2 separate regions of the Homo sapiens genome follow, and region 2 is linked to region 1. Evidence: chromatin loops called from intact Hi-C (ENCODE). Cell type or tissue: ovary. All regions are shown on one strand.

Region 1 (4,000 bases):
GAACCTGTTGATTTTGATGCTCAGAGCACTGGACCTGGCCTGGGATGGAGGTTAAGCACTGGAGGTGCCCTCTGGTTTACACTAGAACCAAAGGGCTGGGCCAGCCCAGCAGTGCAAGTCAGATTTCTCCCAAATGTTCCTGTTTTCTTATAATCTAAGGCTCACAGGCGCTTGAATGAAGTGTGAATTCACCTTTCTCCCCACTCCCATTCTTTAGGGTCCACCTAAAGTGGGAAGTCTGTTTTCAAAATGACATCTACTCCATGCCTGTCTTGTTTCCCTAATGTACTTTATGGAAGTTCTTCACACTACTGGAGCATTGACGTTACTTGTTAAGCAGCCTTCCACATCCTAGCTCTTTTCCAAGTGAGTCCCACATAAGTAGCCCTGAAACCTTCTTTCTGCCCACCCAAAAACAAAACACAACTAGAATATGAGGAAGTAACAATCAGATTTTTTAAAAAATAAATTATAATTTAAAATAATTTTTTACTTTTTTATTTAAAAAGTAGAGACATAGTCTCACTACATTGTCCAGGTTGGTCTTGAACTACTGGCCTCAAGTGATCCTCCTGCCTTGGCCTCCCAAAGTGCTGGGATTACAGGCATGAGCCACCTGTAATCCCAGGTCGCTAGAGTTTGTTTTTTTGTTTGTTTGTTTGTTTGTTTTTTGAGATGAAGTCTTGCTGTGTCGCCCAGGCTGGAGTGCAGTGGCACGATCTCGGCTCACTGCAACCTCCGCCTCCCAGGTTCAAGCGATTCTTCTGCCTCAGCCTCCCGAGTAGCTGGGATTACAGGCGCCTGCCACCACATCCAGCTAGTTTTTGTATTTTTAGTAGAGACGGGGTTTCACCATGTTGGTCAGGCTGGTTTCGAACTCCTGACCTTGTGATCCACCCACCTCGGCCTCCCAAAGTGCTGGGATTACAGGCATGAGCCATCGTGCCTGGCGAGTTTGGGGTTTTTGATTGCTTTTGTCTTCCTCCAGGGACCCTAGAACCAGTGTTTCCTCTGGAATTAAATTTTCATAATATGAGTTGGCACTTAGTTGAGAATTAAATAACCAATTGAATAAACTGCATGGAGAGTTATATTGGTTAATGAGTGATGGCTATTCAGGAAACTGTAGAGGAACTGCTCAGAAAAGGCCGGGCGCAGTGGCTCACACCTATAATGCCAGCACTTTGAGAGGCTGAGGAGGGAAGATTGCTTGAGCCCAAGAGTTCAAGACTAGCCTAGGCAACATAGGGAGATCCCGTCTGTACCAATAAATTTTAAAATTGGCTGGGTGTGGTGGTGTATACCTGTAGTCTCAGTTACTGGGGAAGCTGAGGTGGGAGGATTGCTTGGGTCCAGTAGATTGAGGCAACAGTGAGCTGTGATTGCACCACTACACTCCGACCTGGGTGATAGAGAGAGACCCTGTCTCAAAAAAAAAAAAAAAAGGAAATATCTGTAGGAAAATAATGTTATTGCTAATATATGACTCATTTACCCTTTAACTTCCTTTTGTCTCATGGAAACACTTGTGATTTTGCATTAAGTTAATTTTTTTTCAGGAATGTGGCCATCATATCATAACTGCATAACTGTCTGTATACAGGAGATGATATGAAATGAATGAACCATTTTCTTACGTTTTCCTTTGTAGGGAAGATGGAAGAGTTGAGTCAGGCCCTGGCTAGTAGCTTTTCTGTGTCTCAAGATCTGAACAGCACAGCTGCCCCACACCCCCGCCTATCCCAGTACAAGTCCAAGTACAGTTCCTTGGAGCAGAGTGAGCGCCGCCGGAGGTTACTGGAACTGCAGAAATCGTAAGGAAGCTTTAACTCCTTGTCTTCTTTCTCTGGGCTAGGAGCTATGAACCATTCCGAAGGCTCTAGGCTTGTCTCTACAGACTCTCCCTTCAAAGTAGACTCTTTGTAGGCTGATCTTCTTGCCCACAGGTTGGGAGGGGTAAATCCTGGCAGAGGTAGGTTTCTTTTATACCCAGAGCTTAGGAGAAGATGAGGAATTAGGGAGACACCGAAGTTTGAAACCAAAAGCTCAATTATTTGGTTAAGTTTTTCTTTTTTTCCTGGCAGCTGTACTGAGCTCTGTGGTTTAGGAACTTGCGAAAGCCACGCCCAGACTTTCACTCCCCACATTTCCTGGGATGCTTGTGTTTGGCTTCTGCACTCTGAATGCTGGTATTGGTGTGGTCTTCCCATCTGCCTTCAGCCCAAATGTTTCTGTGGCACTCTTGGGAGTTCAAGACAAATAATTCCTAAGGGAATCTGAGGAAATGTCTTCCATATACTTAATTCTAAGTGCCAAGATGTGCAAACAGGGAAAGAGGGCAGGATAAGAGTGTTTGAGGCTGAGCTACTCTGAAGGCAGGGCCGATCCTTGTATTCTCAATGCAGCATGGGCCTCTTCTGGGTCATAAATTAAGGAATTAGGGATCAGAAGAAACTACTAACAGCTGCATAGTTTCCATACAGTCTGCATTTTGCCCAGTGTTGCATCACTGGTTGTGTTTGGCAGAGATGGTTCCCTGTGGCTCTGGGTGGCTTGCAGAATACATTCCCAGATCATTCCTCTCCCCATTTTTAAAAATGTAGTTATCTTTGAATAGGTAATACATTTGTATGGTTGAAAATTTAAAATATACATAAGAGGCCGGGCATGGTGGCTGACGCCTGTAATCCCAGCACTTTGGGTGGCCGAGGTGGGTGGATCACCTGAGGTCAGGAGTTCGAGACTGGCCTGACCAACATGGCGAAAACTTGTCTCTACTAAAAATACAAAAATTAGCCCGACATGGTGGTGCGTGCCTGTAGTCCCAGCTACTCGGGAGGCTGAGACAGGAGAATCACTTGAACCCGGGAGGTGGAGGTTGCAGTGAGCCGAAATCGCGCCATTGCACTCCAGCCTGGGCAACACAGCTAGACTCTCTCAAATAAATAAATAAATAAATAAAATAAATAGAAGAGTATATGGTGAGGTCTTCCCATTTCTGTCCCCTAGCTATCCAGTTCCTCTCCTATATTATTAGTTTCTGGTGTATCCTTCCAAATATATATATATTTTAGACAGGGTGTCACTGTGTTGTTCGGGCTGGAGTGTGCAGATCCCGGCTCACTGCAGCCTCAACCTCTCAGGCTCAGGTGATCCTCCCACCTCAGCCTCTGAAGTAGGTGGGACTACAGGCACACTCCATAGCACCTGGCTAATTTTTTTATATTTTGTAGGAACAGGGTCTCCCTATATTGCTCAGGCTGATCTTGAACTCCTAGGCTCAACTGATCCTCCCACCTTGACCTCCCAAAGTGCTGGGATTTCAGACGTCAGCCACTACGCCTGGCCCTTCCGAAGATATTCTATACATATATGAGCAAGTGTGTGTGGTAGTATGTGTACAAAAGCTTTTTTTTTTTTTGACTCTATCTCCCAGGCTGAGTACTGTGGCATGATCTTGGCTCACTGCAACCTCAGCCCCTCAAGTAGCTGGGACCACTGGTGCAGGCCACCACACCCAGCTAATTTTTTTATTTTTGGTAGAAACACAATTTCACCATGTTGCCCAAGCTGGTCTTGAACTCCTGAGCTCAAGTGATCTGGCCAATTCACCCTCCCAGAGGGCTGGGATTACAGGCAGGAGCCACTGCACCTGGCTTTTTTTTTTTTTTTTTTTTTTTTTTTTAACACAAGTAGCAGTATACTATATACTGTTCTGCACATTTATTTAGTGGTGTTTTGGGGGAGAAATTCTATATCAGTTCATAAAGTACCACATCATTCCTTTTTCGTGGTGCTAGGTATTCCGTGGAATGGATACTTCATAATGCCATCAAGCCAGTCCCTCCTGATGGGCATCTGGGCAGTTTTCTTCTCTTGTGATTACAAACAATGTTCAGGAAATAACCACAGACAGACTTTCTTTCACACATGTACAAATATACCAGCTCTTTTATTCTCGAGATAAAAGACCATTGTGCTTTCATATGTTCTCTCTGGT
Region 2 (4,000 bases), 250 kb after region 1:
TCAAATGTGGGGGTAAGCAAAAGAAGGACATCAAGGATGGTGCCTGATTAGTTTTGGGGTTTTTTGGTTTGTTTTGTTTTGCTTAAGTGGAGATTTTAGGGGCTCACCTGTTAATAGGAAAGGGTTATGAGGTTTGGGAGACAGATGAAGTGCTGTTTTAAGTTTGAAAGGACTACAAAACTTTCAAATGGGAGATGTTGAGCAGACAGTTTAATGTATAATTAACCCTTTAACGACAAGGGGTTTGGGGCACTGGCCCCTGCACAGTCAAATCTGTGTATAATTTTTGACTCCCCCAAAATGGAACTACTGATAGTCTACTACTGACTGGAAGGCTTACTGATAAACAACATATTTTGTATGTTGTATGTATTATATATACTGCATTCTTTTTTTCTTTCTTTTTTTTTTTTTTAATGAAAATAGACACGGGGTCTCCTTACGTTGCCCAGGGCTGGTCTCAAACTCAAGGGTTCAAACAACCCACCCATTTCAGCCTCCTAAAGTGCTGGGATTACAGGCGTGAGCCACTGTGCCCAGCCTATACTGTATATTCTTACAATAAAGTAAGTTAGAGAAAAGAAAATGTTAAGTCATAAGCAAGAGAAGATACATTTACTCTTCATTAAGTGGTTGTGGCTCATCATAAAGGGTCCTTATTCTCATCTTGTTGAGTAGGCTGAAGAGGGAGGAGGAAGGGAGGGGTTGTTTTTGCTGTCTCAGGGTTGGCAGAGGTGGAAGAAAACTTGCCTATCAGTGGCCCTGCGCTGTTCAAAGCTGTGTTGTTCAAGAGTCTGCTCTACTTCTCTCATGGCACTGAGGGAAGCGCAGTGGCATGATTTCAGCTCACTGCATCCTCCACTTCCCGGGTTCAAGAGATTCTCTTGTCTCAGCCTCTCGAGTAGCTGGGATTACGGGCGTGCACCACCACACCTGGCTCATTTTTTTTGCTATGTGTTGTGTGTCTGCCTGTCTCTGATTCACATTATTTGGGACACTGGGCAACACCAGTTTTGTCTTTGTATCTCTTCTAGTATCCTTGCATGTGGACACCAATAAATTTTTATTGAATGTGTTGGTGGGAACAGAACCCCCTGCAGAACATCTGCCAAGCCTGGACTCTGCTTCCCAGGGTGGGGTAACACAGTGGAGGGAGAGTGGTTTTAAGCCCTTTGCTTTGCACTGTCTGGCTTAGAGGTGGATCTCCATGCTGATAGAAGTGATCAATGGCTCACTGGGTCCTACCCAGGATACATTAGAATCAGCTGGATTGCTGGTTTAAAATGCACATTGGTAAACCAAGGAAATGTGGGTTTTGGGGGTTTTGGGTTTTTTTTTTTTTTTTTTTTGGAGACAGGGTTTGGCTCTGTCATCTAGGCTGGGGTGCGGTGGTGCGATCTTGGCTCACTGCAGCCTCCACCTCCTGGCTCAAGCGATCCTCCCACTTCAGCCTACCAAGTAGCTGGGACTACAGGTGTGTGCCACCACGCCCAGTTATTATTTGTATTTTTGTAGAGATGGGGTTTTGCCATGTTGCCCAGGCTGGTCTCAAACTCCTGAGCTCAAGCGAACTGCCTGCCTCAGCCTCCCAGAGTACTAGGATTACAGGCATGAGTCACTGCACCTGGTCAGAAATGTGTATTTTTTAACACATTCCCTCGGTTATACTAACGCATGCTAAAATTGAGAACAGCGAGCTTTTTCAGCCCAGAGCCTGTGTTCGCATTTCTTTGGAGGCTTTATGGATTTTCATGCCCTCACATGTTCTATGTTCTTACCTCTTTAACTTCTCTTTAAACAGAGAATCCTTTTTTTTTTCTTTTAAGAAAAAAACAGTGGTATCTAAGACTTGAGCCCACATCTTTCCTTTGCTCCTTTAGAAGAAAATTAGGCTTTGTATTTGAAGGGCTCTTTTTTGGTTCTGCTTCATTTAATAAAATTTTTTTTTTCTGTTTTGCAGTCCCATGAGCGTGTAAGCAAGCGTCTACATCAGAGATTCCAGGCCTGGGTAGATAAATGGACCAAGGAGCATGTGCCCCGTGAAATGGCAGCAGAGACCAGCAAGTGGCTCATGGGTGAGGGGCTGGAGGGCCTGGTGCCCTGTACCACCACCTGTGATACAGAGACCCTGCATTTTGTGAGCATTAACAAGTATCGTGTCAAATACGGCACAGTATTCAAAGCCCCTTAACTGCAAAGCCAGAGCAGATAACTTGGGGTGTGTGTGGGGATGTGTGTGTGGGCCTATGCACTCACACACTGAAGAAACAAGGAAGATGCCTTTCAAGCCTCACTGGGCCTCTCTGGGACATGGCCACCTGACCTGTGTGTGGCTGGTGCAGCCTGGCACCAAGTGGGCTACCTGTTAGGAACATGAATACCTTACAAAGCTGAAGCTGGAACTTTTCCCAAAGGGTTTTGGGTATAGCCTGCCCTGGAGGGGAAGGAAGTCCATGCAAGCAAAGACATGCAGTTTGCTTGCACACACCAGCAGAGCTAAGACTGGAGTCTCCTGTGGCCTAACTTTCAATGAGGGAACCGGATGCTGTTCACACTTTGACTGGATGGAGATGCATTTACAAAACAGACTGGAGAAGGACTTAATACTCAGATGGATTGGAACTATCATGGTCACTGCTCCTCTCCCCTCCCCACAAAAGGAAAAAAAAGCTGGATTTGATTTTTTTTTTCTGGTCACTCGAGCACATCTAAGATCACCCATTAGGTTTTATCTGGGACCTGCAGTTTGGCTTTGGGATTGATCATCTTGTGGATTTTATTCCTGACGATTCCCTTGCTGCCTACCCTTTTCTCTCCTCTGGTTCTCAACCTCAACGAGTTCAAATCAGTTGTCCTTTTTAGCTCCCGTGGAACTGTTTTGTATCTGCCTCTTTACTAGTCTACCTTAGTGCCATCCACCAGCTTTACTCTCTGACACACACACGCACACACACACACAATTTTAACTTGTTTTTTTGTACATAATGTACATACTGTCAATTTTTTATTAAAAGAAATATGCTTTGATGTGCTAGCATAACTGCTCTAGCTTCTTGTGTACCATAGTACTGTGGCTTCAGATTTAGTACCTATGAACAGATGTACAAGACATTTATTACACTTTTTACCAAAGGGAGTTACCATTGTAGTACTTTTGTGTAAAACTTGTCTTCCCCTTTGCCCCCAACTTTTTTTTTTTTTTTTTTGTAAATAAATAAAGCTTGGTTCTTACTTAAGGAATAAACTCTCAACCCACGTCCCTTGTCCTCACCAGAAAATACTGTGAAGCAGGGATTTTGACTTCAGTTCCTTATCCAGGGTAGAAACAGGATTTTGCTTAAAATACTTGTTACTTGTCCCAAATCAAAATATTCCAAAATCTTAGAATACTTAAGTCTTTTAGTACGTGTTTTTTTCCCTTGTTCAAATAATCTGAAAATATTTTATATTTGGGTAAGTTGTCAAGCTATGTAGTTTGTATTTCTATATATTTTTTCTTATTCACATTGGTGATGGATGGGGGTGAGCAACTTAAATACCAAACCAGTGTTTGAAAAAAAAGTGTGCATAAGGCATGTGGTATACCTTATAAATGGAGTTGGGAGGGAGAGAATTTGAAATGGGATACCTATTTTTTTAATTACATAAATTTAAACTAGCAGACATTTAAACATGAATGATTAGGATTTTTCTATGTGGTTAACCTGGACTTTCTGAACAAAGACCAACTGAGCCCCTCCCAGTACTCTGGTGGATTTTTCTTCAGCAACCATTACGCAAGTCTTAGTTGTAACCAGCAATGTTCTGTGTGTTTTATGTTTGCTTTTTAGTTAAAAATCACCACCACCACCAAAAAGAAAAACAAAATTTTTTGGCTCCTGGATTTTCAAAACACATGGTAGACCTCTCTGATTTTAGGCTTTTATTGTTTAAAGACAGTGTCTCGCTTTATGACCCACACTGGAGTGCAGTGCCACGATCATAGCTCACTGCAGGCTTG

What was found. Peaks named below come from ENCODE experiments on the same cell type or tissue, not always from the same donor. Only the 100,000 strongest peaks of a DNase experiment are listed, where the experiment ranks them.
Region 2: a loop joins it to region 1, with 5 times the contacts of the local background. A loop is called at or near these places in 42 of 110 quality-filtered maps.

Annotation. Positions count from the first base shown.
Region 1 is chr15:75,618,708-75,622,707 of GRCh38, reverse strand. SNUPN (snurportin 1) reads left to right here. Exons shown (of 9, transcript NM_005701.4): 2 at 1,652-1,814. The coding sequence starts at 1,657. Among named protein-coding and RNA genes, the nearest start is that of SNUPN, 5.0 kb to the left of the region's middle. In ovary, a CTCF peak has its summit at 1,788; DNase peaks (open chromatin) are centred at 1,747 and 2,140; H3K4me3 peaks cover 744 bases; H3K27ac peaks cover 2,131 bases.
Region 2 is chr15:75,370,170-75,374,169 of GRCh38, reverse strand. It overlaps SIN3A (SIN3 transcription regulator family member A), which reads left to right. Exons shown (of 21, transcript NM_001145358.2): 21 at 1,961-4,000. The coding sequence ends at 2,191. Among named protein-coding and RNA genes, the nearest start is that of MAN2C1, 3.6 kb to the right of the region's middle. In ovary, no CTCF peak of the experiment used is centred here; no DNase peak of the experiment used is centred here; H3K27ac peaks cover 6 bases.